Linked DNA regions of Homo sapiens: region 2 is linked to region 1. A link is an interaction called in ENCODE POLR2A ChIA-PET data of the cell type or tissue named here. Cell type or tissue: K562. All regions are shown on one strand. Links, peaks and the distances in the headings refer to the core of each region. The heading gives the core; the rest is flanking DNA.

Evidence for each region. Peaks named below come from ENCODE experiments on the same cell type or tissue, not always from the same donor. Only the 100,000 strongest peaks of a DNase experiment are listed, where the experiment ranks them.
Region 2: POLR2A ChIA-PET joins it to region 1 with 6 read pairs; 2 of 35 experiments call an interaction of 5 or more read pairs at or near these places.

What each region holds. Positions count from the first base shown.
Region 1 is chr11:1,194,479-1,199,836 of GRCh38, reverse strand. It overlaps MUC5AC (mucin 5AC, oligomeric mucus/gel-forming), which reads right to left. Exons shown (of 49, transcript NM_001304359.2): 35 at 5,167-5,350; 36 at 4,558-4,825; 37 at 3,783-3,961; 38 at 3,362-3,449; 39 at 3,117-3,220; 40 at 2,929-2,960; 41 at 2,198-2,369; 42 at 1,833-1,934; 43 at 1,532-1,569; 44 at 841-963; 45 at 652-750; 46 at 347-466; 47 at 73-142. Among named protein-coding and RNA genes, the nearest start is that of MUC5B, 26 kb to the left of the region's middle. In K562, for the core only: no CTCF peak of the experiment used is centred there; no DNase peak of the experiment used is centred there; H3K27me3 peaks cover 2,273 bases.
Region 2 is chr11:1,085,719-1,091,076 of GRCh38, reverse strand. MUC2 (mucin 2, oligomeric mucus/gel-forming) reads right to left here. Exons shown (of 58, transcript NM_002457.5): 18 at 5,232-5,332; 19 at 4,680-4,831; 20 at 4,204-4,342; 21 at 3,212-3,322; 22 at 2,951-3,130; 23 at 2,580-2,819; 24 at 1,412-1,568; 25 at 1,004-1,135; 26 at 166-313. Among named protein-coding and RNA genes, the nearest start is that of MUC2, 14 kb to the right of the region's middle. In K562, for the core only: no CTCF peak of the experiment used is centred there; a DNase peak (open chromatin) is centred at 2,306; H3K27me3 peaks cover 1,234 bases.

The DNA.
Region 1 (5,358 bases), core at 121-5,120:
TTTAGGACCAGCCCAGCTGCTCCTAGACCTCTGAGGGTGGAGCCCGCCCCGCCCAGCAGGCTGGGTACTCACGGTTCTGGTACGGGGGCGGGGGCGGCGGGCAGAAGCGGCAGCAGCCGTCCTTGCTCATGCGGGCCTCGTCCTGTGCCGACAGAGGGGCGCCCTCAGTGCCGAGGCGCTCGGCGGCCCCCACAGAAGTGAGGGATGGGGACATGGGGCCAGGCTCAGGAGTGGACAGCCCCAAGCAGGAGGGGGTGTCTGCTGGCGCTGCAGGGATGATCACAGCCCCCCAAACCCATCTAGGGGTGAAGCCCCCCTTGGCTGGAGCGGGGATCCTGGACCTCACCAGAGAACAGCTGAGCGGGGGGCACGCCTTCTTCGTGGTGACCACCACGAGCCCATCCTGGTGCTTCTCACACTGGTGGGTCACACAGTGGTTCCCTGCGTCTGACCAGGTCTCGCCGGGCTGGAGGGAGGCCAGGCCCCGGGGTGAGTGACCCTCCCTCCGTCTGTCCCTCTGTCTGCACCCCAGCCCGTGGGCTTCCAGAGAGTCCCCAGCCTCTGCCAGACGCATGCCTGGCAACGACAGGTCCCCACATGCCCCAGTGCTCCCAGACCCTGCCCTTCCTCTTTGTGGCAGCCACTACTCACGTAGAAGAGGTGGGCGGGGCTCTTGCTGGTGTTGGTGACACAGGCGACCTGCACACAGGTGCCACAGCACTGCCCGCTCTGCTCCTGGTACTCGAAGCCCTGCGGGAGGGATGGACATGTGGCTGGAATCCAGGCGACCGCTGCCCCCCAAGAGCCAGGGCAGGGTCGGGGCAGGGTGGGAGCGCTCACCACAGGGCAGTGTGTGTTGCAGATCTGGGTCTCACAGCTGACCACAAACGCGTCCGATGGGGGGCCACCCGGCAGCTCACACCTGCAGGTTTCGCACAGGCTCGAGGAGACCACGGCGCCGGGCTGGGGAGAGCCAGGGCAGCAGACACTCATGAGCTTGGGCCCTGGGGAGACCCGCCCCTGCCTCCCCACTGGCTTGCTGCCCCCAACTTCCCAGACATCCCCCTCCAGGCCGCTTCCTACCAGGCCGAGTTGCACCCCTGGGGTGACTCGTGGTGGCACCTCTTGGTGCAGAGGCCACAGCCCAGGGTCCCCATCCCTAGAGCAGAGCCCCACGCTGCACCCCCTTGGATGGGGTGCCCAACAAGGCCACACACTCTGCAGGGCCACATACTCAGCCGGCTCAGGACAGAGCCGTGGGATCCAGGCCTGGCTGTGCTGTGGTGCCAGGAGAGGCAAAGTCCCCCGGAGCCCCCCGGAGCCAGGCAGGCCAGGGTGTAGATGTCCATATTTCCGGGACCTGGGGCCGACCTCGGGCCTCAGCCACACTTGATAGTGGGCTGTGTCTGCAGAGACTCGAGTCCCTGGCCTCGGCCGGAGTTGGCAGTTGCTCCAAAGTCTACCTGGGCCTCAGGGTCAGTGGGAAGCTCCGTCCCTATGGCTGAGGGGGTCTGAGCTCCGTGGCTCTTACCTGGTACAGGGTCCCGTTGATGCTGCACACTGTCCAGCCTGCCCACGAGAAGACAAGCAGCTGCACCCCCCGCCGCCCACTCTCCCCTCACCCTCAGCATTCCCGCCCCTGCAGCCTCCTGGGCGCCTCATTCCCGGGCTCGCCACTGGGGTTTGTCCAGCCTCATCTCTGCGGAAGGCTCAGTCCAGAGCCACAGACCCGCAGTGGACAAGCCGCACTGGCATCTGGTTATGGCCCCCCAAAATCCCAGGTGGAGACCCCAGCCCACGGCCCCTGACAGGGCCTGGTCCAGGCCACTCACTGCAGTTTTGGACTGGGCAGCAGGCCCCCTCCTGGTAGGTCGGGATCGCGCGGGCGCCCTCAGGACAGCCCACGGGCGCGGGGCAGCGGCTGGTGTTGCAGGCTGCGGGGGCGGGAGTGAGGCAATTAGGAGTCTGTCCCCCGCCCCCACCCGAAGGCCCACCCCCTGGGGTCTCTAGGATTGCGGACCGCCTAGACAGCCCGCTCGGGGGTCTCCAGATGAGGCTGTTGCGGAAGCGGAGGAGGGGACGCCCTCGTAGGCACTGTCCCCAGGTGCACGCCCCAAGGCAGCAGCAAAGTCCGGGCCGAGTGGGCTCCGGGTCACCTGCCTGCCACACCATGCCCCTCACCCAGCAAAGGGCTTACCGCAGCTGTACTGGGGGCAGCACTGGCCGGCCTGTGGGGCTGCAGGCACAGGCACGAAGCCGGGCAGGGGGCAGGCAGGGGGCAGCGGGCAGAGCTTGGGTCGGCAGGTCAGCGTCCACGTGGCCGCCTCACACGTGCACTCCTGGCAGTCCATGCCGACGGTGTGGCCCACCTGCAAGGAAGGGGACTGAGGTCCAGCGTCCGCAGCGGCTCCACCCAGGGGTGCAGCAGCCACCCCGGCTCATGCAGTGCCGGGGCAGCCAGGTGTGGAGGCCGTGTGGCCTGCACTGAGGACCCAGCAGGAGTAGGGCTTCAAAAGTGCAGGGTAGGGCCCAGGGATGGGCACAAAGCTCTGCAAGGTGGGCAGGCTGTGGGGTGACTGGCCTGCGCCCCCCACCTCACACCTCCACAGTCTTGGCTGGGCAGAAGGGGCGTCCCAAGGAAGGGAAGAGCACAGCCAGCCTCGGGGCCAGCACCCACCCACAGAGCAACACCAGGACAGACGCCCCGGCACCGTCCCCAATACGGACAGAGTGGGTACCTGGGAAGGGAGATCCCGAGTCTTTCTGGGAGCCCGGCTCCTCCCGCAGCCCTTTCTCTGGGCCTCTGACACAGAGAGGACACCCCGACCCCTGAGCCCCACCTGACCATTTCTGGGGCCGGTGTTTCAAGAGCCTCCCTCCTCGGGCTCTTGGACCCCAGTGCCCTCTTGGGCCATGCCTTCCACTCACCTTCACCGGCTCTCCGTGGGGCCCCAGACACCCTGGAAGGAGAGAGATCTGAGGTTACTGGGGGTCAGCCACCACAATAGGGGCGAGAGGCAGGGTCCCATATTGGGGCCAGGGTAGACCCCAGGACCTGGCCAACAGTCACAGGCCCAGTCCTGCCACACCCCCCAGCCCCGGCCTGGGGCACGTACTGGGGCAGCCCGTGGGCACGCAGACTTGGGCACTGGTGCTGAAGAGGGTCATGCCCTCCGGACAGAAGCAGCCTTCGGTGATGGGGCCGGCCTCCGGCAGAGCCCTGTAGAGAGCATAGGGTTGGTGGGTCTCCTTTTTCCCTCCGGTGAGAAGGACCCCAGCCTGGGAGTGGGAGATGCAGCGGGAGGCTGGGGACTGGGTGGCTCCAGCAGCCCATGGCAGGGCCAGGAGGGAGGGTGCCTACCCGAGGCTGGCGCTGTCATTCCCGTAGCAGTAGGAGGGGTTGCTCGGGCCGCAGGGCTGGTACACCTTGTCGGCTGGGCAGGTGAATGCTGTGGGGAGGGGAAGCCACACCTGAGAGGGTGGGAGGGCACCCACCCAGAGCAACGCGGGCCGCTGGGCACCAACATCTGCTCCGGAGCTGCCCGCAGCCACCTGTGGGCCTGGGCCTGGCTACGGCCTCCCACACCCCAGTGCCCCGCCACGGGCTCCCAGACGTGGACGCCCTCCCTTCTCTCCAGGGAACTGGGTGCACTCTGCCCTGGGGCTGCCCCCTCCTCCTCCAGGTCCCCCCCTGACTGCCCGAGCCCACCCTGTTGGTCCGTCCGGCGTGCCTGTGCCCCTCACAAGCGACTTGGGACCCTGAGGACAGTGGTGGCACTCACGGCACATGTGGCCGGTCCGGCCTCTCCAATCGATGCAGATGTCGTGGGACGCACAGAGTGCCGCGTACAGCTCCAGGCTGGAGCACACCACATCCAGGTCCGTCATGTGGCACCGGTCAAAGACGCAGCCCTCATAGAACAGCAGTGGGGGGATCACAGTGTGGCACGGCTCAAAGACCCTGTGGGAGGGATGGGCAGGGTGCTGGGTGCAGCCTCTCCGGCCACCTGCCTGCTCCACGTCAGGCTCCCAGGCTTCAGGGCAGTCTCCAGGCGAGGCGAGTCCCAGAGCAGCCACTGGTGTGTGGCCGCCCTCCTGTATCCCCGGACGGGCTCCTTCCACACATTCTGTGTGCTTGGGGGCGGGGGGTGGGGGTCCAGATGGCATCATCCATTTATTTCTGCAAGTTCTTCTTCCTGGCCCCCCCAGCCCCTGCCCTGCAAACCTGGAAGCTGCCTGGGGGTGGTGACCGATGCCCCCGTCCATACACCTGAGCCAGCAGAGAGCCTCAGAGACGGCCCAGCCGGCCAACCCTGGTGACCCCTTGGCAGCATTCCAGCCACAACCACCCCTTCCCGGCACCCGCCCCTCCCCACTGCCCACCCCTCCCCGGCACCCACTTCTCCCCAACACCCACCCCTCCTTGGTCTGTGGTACCAGCAGCTCTCGTTTCCTCTCAGGAGCCCCCTGAAAATGCGCTTCTTCCCCTCCAGCCCTTGGAAGGGTGGGAGGTGGGGCGGCCACACTGACCCTCCCTCCCTTGCACCCAAGTCTCACTTGCTCAGAATCAGCTGGCAGATGGGTGATGGCAGGCACGGAGCAGGCGGTGTGGTGGGCCCGACCGTGGTAGACCCAACTGTGGTGGGCCCGACCGTGGTAGACCCAACTGTGGTGGGCCCGACCGTGGTGGGCGTCGGGTGAGGCCGGTGGCAGGCTGGCTGGTCGGGTATGCTCACGTTCCAGAGGCCGGACATCTCGGAGCAGGAAGCGACCACCGTCCCCCTAGGCGTGCGGCACTCATCCTTCCTGTCGTTGGTGCAAGTGCCTGGGCAGACGCGGTGGGGGTCAGGCTGCTGGACAGCAGAGCCGGCTGGCCCCACCCCCAGCTGGGGGACAGGACCCTGGTGTCTCAGGGTCACAACTTGGTGAACTGCAGCGGGCCCTGCCTGTGCCTCACTGTCCCCCGAGAACAACCCTGGGACAGTCCCTATGGTACTGGGGAGCTGCAGGTACCGGCAGGCGTAAGCCTCATGCCTGTGGCCTGCACTCAGCAGAGCAGCCAGAAAGCAGAGACACCGGCACACGCGGCACGTGGTGGCCTCGCCCCTGCCCGGCACCCCCGCCCCCGCGAATGCCAGACGATGCCCGGGAGCCCTGTGGCCTCACCGCACTGGCCCTCGGTGTTGTTGGCAAACTTGCTGAAGGGCACCTCCACGGAGAAGATGAGGCCGGAGAACATGACCTGGACTCCCAGCTCCGGGATGGTCGCGTACATCTTGACGCCGATGCGCGAGACCACGATGCCGTTTTTCCGGAAGCCGGGGCTGACCACCTTGTTGTTGAAGATGATCTGGACGC
Region 2 (5,358 bases), core at 359-5,358, 110 kb after region 1:
CGTGTGTATGCACGTGGTATGCTGTGTGCGTTTGTGTGCATGTGCACCCATGTGGAACGGTTGTGTGTCTGTGTACTGTGTACACTGTGTGCTCACACGTGTGTGTGTACTCATGTGCCCATATGTGCAGCTCCCCCAGGCCCCCTGCCACGTGGGCTTAGGTACCAGGACTTGCAGGTCTCCTCGGTGGGAACCGATGCTCCAGGTGGGTAGTGGGTGTCCTCGACATAGCAGCCACACTTGTCTGCAGTGACACACTTCTTCAGATCCTCCTCATAGATGGGCCTGTCCTTGGGGCACCGGGGGTAGCAGCCTGGTGGACACAGGGCATAGGGTTGGGACCACCGCAGTCCACCACACCCCACCCACCGTCCCTACCCTGGCAGGCCCTTCTCTGCAGGATGCCCCTCTGGGAAGGCCGGGGATTGGAAAGGCAGGGCCTGGATCTCCCCACCCCACTGAGCCCTGAACGCTGCCTGCTGAGGAGCCCTGCCCAGTCTCATCGGGCCCCCCGAGCAGCCCTGAGTCCCAAGACCCATGTTCCTCTCCCATGGCGGGATACTCCTCCCAAACTTCCCACCAGTCCCTCCTTCACGTCACTGGTTCTCAGCTCAGACACCAGCACCCGGCAGGGGCCTCCCCTGACCTGTGCCTGAAATGCTCCCCAACCCGCCCTGCTCTGCACGAACCTCAGCACCTCCCACCCCTGCCACTCCCAGTTTCCACGATAGCCTGCTTCCCTCCTGATCCTGCAGCAAGGGGAGCCTGGCTGCCCTGGGCTGTGGGTACCCTGAGGGTCAGGCCTCCCTCCGGGTGTCCCCATGGGTCTCCAGACATCAGCCTTCAGCCCCACAGTGCCAGGCCCGTCGGCCGTAGCCTCCCCCGAGGGCCGCCTGGCTCACCCTCCAGGCCAGTGGACTGTTGCCTCTCCCGAGGGCTGCCCCACTCAGCCTCCAGGCCCCTCGGCCATCACCCCCGCTGAAGCCCGCCCCACCCTGCTCACCCTCCAGGTAGGACACGGAGATGTTGGAGTGGATGCCATTGATGGTCCTGCAGGTCTCGAAGCTCCGGTTCCCACATGGCTCATAGTGCCACTCACACTCATGCGGAGGGTTGTAGTAGTCGCAGAATATGGCTTGGGGGAGACAGGGCCAGGGTCAGACGCAGGAGGGCTCAGGCCTGGGCCGGGGTGAGGGCGAATCTGGGGTCGGGGGCTGGGACGCAGACGCATCAAGCTTGCTCTGCCAACCCGGGTCCCACAGGGCCCCAAAGAAGGACACTGGAGAAGTCGGGGAAAGGGTGGGTGATGCACACCCATCACCTGGATGGACAAGGAGTGTCACCCCGGCCCGCAATACAGCACCTCCCAGCCCCCGTCCCGGCCCTGAGTGCAGTTCGGGCAGGCTCTTACGGCACAGGTCCGGCGTCCTCCAGAACACGCAGGCCCCCTCTTTGGTACACTCCTGGGCGTAGGAGGCCACGGCAGAGCAGAAGCACTCACAGTCCCCACCCGTGTCACAGGAGCACGAGTCGTGCACACAGGCCTCGTAGAAGGGCTTGGGGTCCACCTGGGGAGAACACCCTGGTCTGTCCTGGGCCCGTGCTGCCCTCATGGAGCCAGGACTTCCCCAGTGCCCTGGAGCTCAGGACCCTGAGGCCGGCCCTGCTCCTGGGACAGGGCACATTACCCAGCACCAGCCAGCCAGGGCCCCGGCAGGGCCAACCTTGGGGAGAGGGTCCAGAGACACCTGTCCCGCCGTGGCTGTGCAGACCCATCACCCAACCCCTCTGCATCCTCAGCTGTAACATGGCCATCCTAGAACCCGTCCTCCCCAGCTGCCTGTAGCTGGGGATGTGTGGGCATGGGGGACACATGTCCTTTCTCCCTCCGGGTGAATATCTGAGCCTGGGGAGGCAGAGGGAGGCCGGGGGTCCAGCCCAGGGTCTCAGAGGGGAGGCCGATTATACGGTCATGTGACCAAAGGAGGCAGCGGCCAGAGCCAAAGCTGGAGGACAAGCGCCGTGTGGTGCGTGACGCAGCAGGGCGACTCCTGAAGGTGTGGGGAGCATGTGGAGAAGCCCCCCAGCCCCAGGAGCACCCAAGACCCTACCCTGCTATGACCACGCCCTGGTCATTAGCATGCTCTACGGCACCCTCACCACGTCCACAGTCAGCCCATAGCCCCGCTCTGCCTAGTCGGCCCCGCCCACAGCCACAGCCCACCTACAGCCCTGCTCTGCCTACAGTCGGCCCCGCCCATGGCCCCGCCCACAGCTATAGTCCACCTACAGCCCTGCTCTGCCTACAGTCGGCCCCGCCCGTGGCCCCGCCCACAGCTATAGCCCACCTACAGCCCTGCTCTGCTTAGTCGGCCCCGCCCATGGCCCCGCCCACAGCTGTAGCCCACCTACAGCCCTGCTCTGCCTAGTTAGCCCCGCCATGCCCCGGCCTATAGTCACAGGCCCCCTACAGCCCTGCTCTGCCTACAGTCGGCCCCGCCCATGGCCCCAGCCCACAGTCACAGCCCACCTACAGCCCTCCTCTGCCTACTTGCCCCACCATGGCCCGGCCAGCCCACCTTGCTGTGGCAGATGCTGAACACGCTGCTTTTGAGGATGCTGCACTGCTTCTCGGCCCAGGAGCGGCGGTGCGGGTTCAGGCTGCAGGGCTCGGGGTTGGTGCTCACATCTGGGCAGGTGGGGGCCTCCTTCCAGCTGTTCCCGAAGTCCAGCTCGCTGCTCACCACCATGTGGTCCCGCGTGGTGAAGTCGTTGTTGGAGCGGTGGTCAAAGTTCCCACACAGGCCACACACGGTGCCCTGCAAGAGACAAGCATCACAGGGGCTCCAAAAAGGGGCTGGAGGGAGGACAGGGGCTTGTCCTGCAAACACCAGGGCAGGGGGTGGGGGGCTGGCCAGGAGGGGGCAGGGCAGGCAGGGAGGCAGCCCACCTTGTAGGAGGGAGCCAGCTTGATGAACACGGTGGTCCTCTTGTCCCAGATGACGATGATGCCCGTGCTGGACTCCACCACCAGGTACTGGCCCACCTCCCGCGTGGTGTAGGCCACGTGGTGACCCTCATCACGCTGGATCACCACACGGTGCTTGTCTTCCAACTTCAGCTCCGTCCTCTGCCCGGAGGAGAGGCCCAGTCACTGGCTGGTCTGAGGGTCCCGCAGGGCTCACGCGTCCCCAGGGCCAGCAGCACTCACCCCCATGAAGATCTTGATGGCCTTGGAGCAGGTGACGCCCGTAGTGCCACAGGGGACGTTCTCGGTGATGATGCTGAATGAGCCCAGTGAGGAGTTCTGGCCGCAGTAGTCCTGGGGGCCAGGAGGGCAAGGTCAGCCAGGACAGCTGGACCCCAGGTGTCCCGGGGCACACCCGCCCCAGTTGGCAGGGTCACAGCCACTGAGCAGACAAACCAGGCCCTGGCCTGGCCCATCCAAGGACCTGACCCTGCTGCAGGCCTGTCCCCTGTCCCTGGGGATCACGGTGCCTCAAAGGGCTGTGGGATTTGGATCTGGAGAGCCGCGCGGGCAGCGGCCTAGCCCTGGCCTTTACTCAGCTCCCCAAACAGGTGCCCTCAGTCCCCATGGCTGGTGCACCCACCTTGTGCACCCAGAGAAGGACCCAGAGGAGGACCCAGAGGAGGACCCAAATGAGGACCACAGAGGAGGACCTAGAGGAGGACCCAGAGGAGGGAGGACTCAGAGGAGGACCCAGAGGAGGACCCAGAGGAGGGAGGACCCAGAGGAGGACCTGGAGGAGGACCCAGAGGAGGGAGGACCCAGAGGAGGGAGGACCCAGAGGAGGACCTGGAGGAGGACCCAGAGGAGGGAGGACCCAGAGGAGGGAGGACCCAGAGGAGGCCAGAGGAGGGAGGACCCAGAGGAGGACCCAGAGGAGGGAGGACCCAGAGGAGGCCAGAGGAGGGAGGACCCAGATGAGGACCCGGAGGAGGACCCGGAGGAGGACCCAGAGGAGAACCACAGAACTGGGCAGTACAGAGGGGTTTTACCACCCCTACCCAGCCCTGGCTAGAAGAACGAATCCTCCTGCGGGTGCAGGTGCGGGTCTGGGGCTGAGGAAAGGCCGGCCTTCCCAAGTCTCAGGGTTTCTCGGGGAGCTAAGCACTGCACTTGGGGCAGGCAGAGGGTCCCTGACCATAAGCAGCCCGACCAGGCAGTGCCCGTGACCACACCTGAACAGCCACGTAGGAGCAGTGTCCGTCAAAGTCGTAGTACTTCCCGTCAAAGGTGATGTAGTGGCCACTCCCGTAAATGGAGCAGGTGCCATGGCACACAGCCTGGGTGCACACCCAGCGTCCTCTCTTGCAGGTGCTGAGGAGGACAGGAGAGGAGCCTGAAGGGACCCAGGACCTGCTCATGGGTGGCTGGAGGAGACCCTGGGCACCGTGCAGACAGCTCCCTGTGCCTCCCACACAGGACACCTGCAGGCCCCAAAAGTGGCTCCAAATGTCCCTTCCCCCATGGCTTCAAGACCAGCGGTTGACATGAGAGACCACCCTGCCCGTGGGACAGGGGCCACCACAGGATCTCGCAAGACCCAGGCGGAACCCCCAGGAGAGGCACTTGCCCCTTGGACCGCTCTCCAGTGGCCACCCCTGCGGAGCACGTGGGGCCTGGGAGGCAGCCAGGACAGGCCGGGCCAGCTTACCAGGTATTGCAGTCCACCTTGATCTTGGCGCCGGAAGAATACAGGTCGTTGTTATGGACGCAAGGGCATTCCTTCTCCACCACGCAGCCACCCCGGCCGTCATCCATCAGCCCGTCGGGGCACACACAGCCACTGACACACTCTGTGTGGTACTGGGGACAGCCAGAGAGTGGGGTTCAGGGGTGGACAGGTGAGGCTGCAGCCCTCCCTGGGGTCAGGATTGGATGTGCAACCAGGAAAGGCCTGACCATGCAGTCTCTGTCATGTCCCAGACCTCCCACCACTCCCCCTGGCCTGGGCTCAGGCTTCCCTCCCCTTGGGCCCGCCACAGGGCAGTGAGACTGGTGAGGGCTGCCGGCCAAGGGCCCTACACTGGCCCCTGTGCCCCAGTGGCTCACAGGCTGCCACTTCCCTCCCAGGGCCAGGGACAGCATCAACAGGGCCTGCGTCCTCAGGACTCGGCACCCAGACCCTAGCGGGGGCACAGCACAAGAGCCAGGCTCAGCCAGCCAGGAATCCCTGCCCGCCCACAGCAGCGCCCCCAACACGCACATAGCCGGCGGCCAGCGTCTGGCAGCTGAGGGCTCGGGGCTTCGAGGTGGCCAGTGCAGTCAGGTTGCTGCAGTCCATGTGGATCTTTGGGGCCGTGCAGCCTGTGGGACGGAGGGGCCACCTCAGC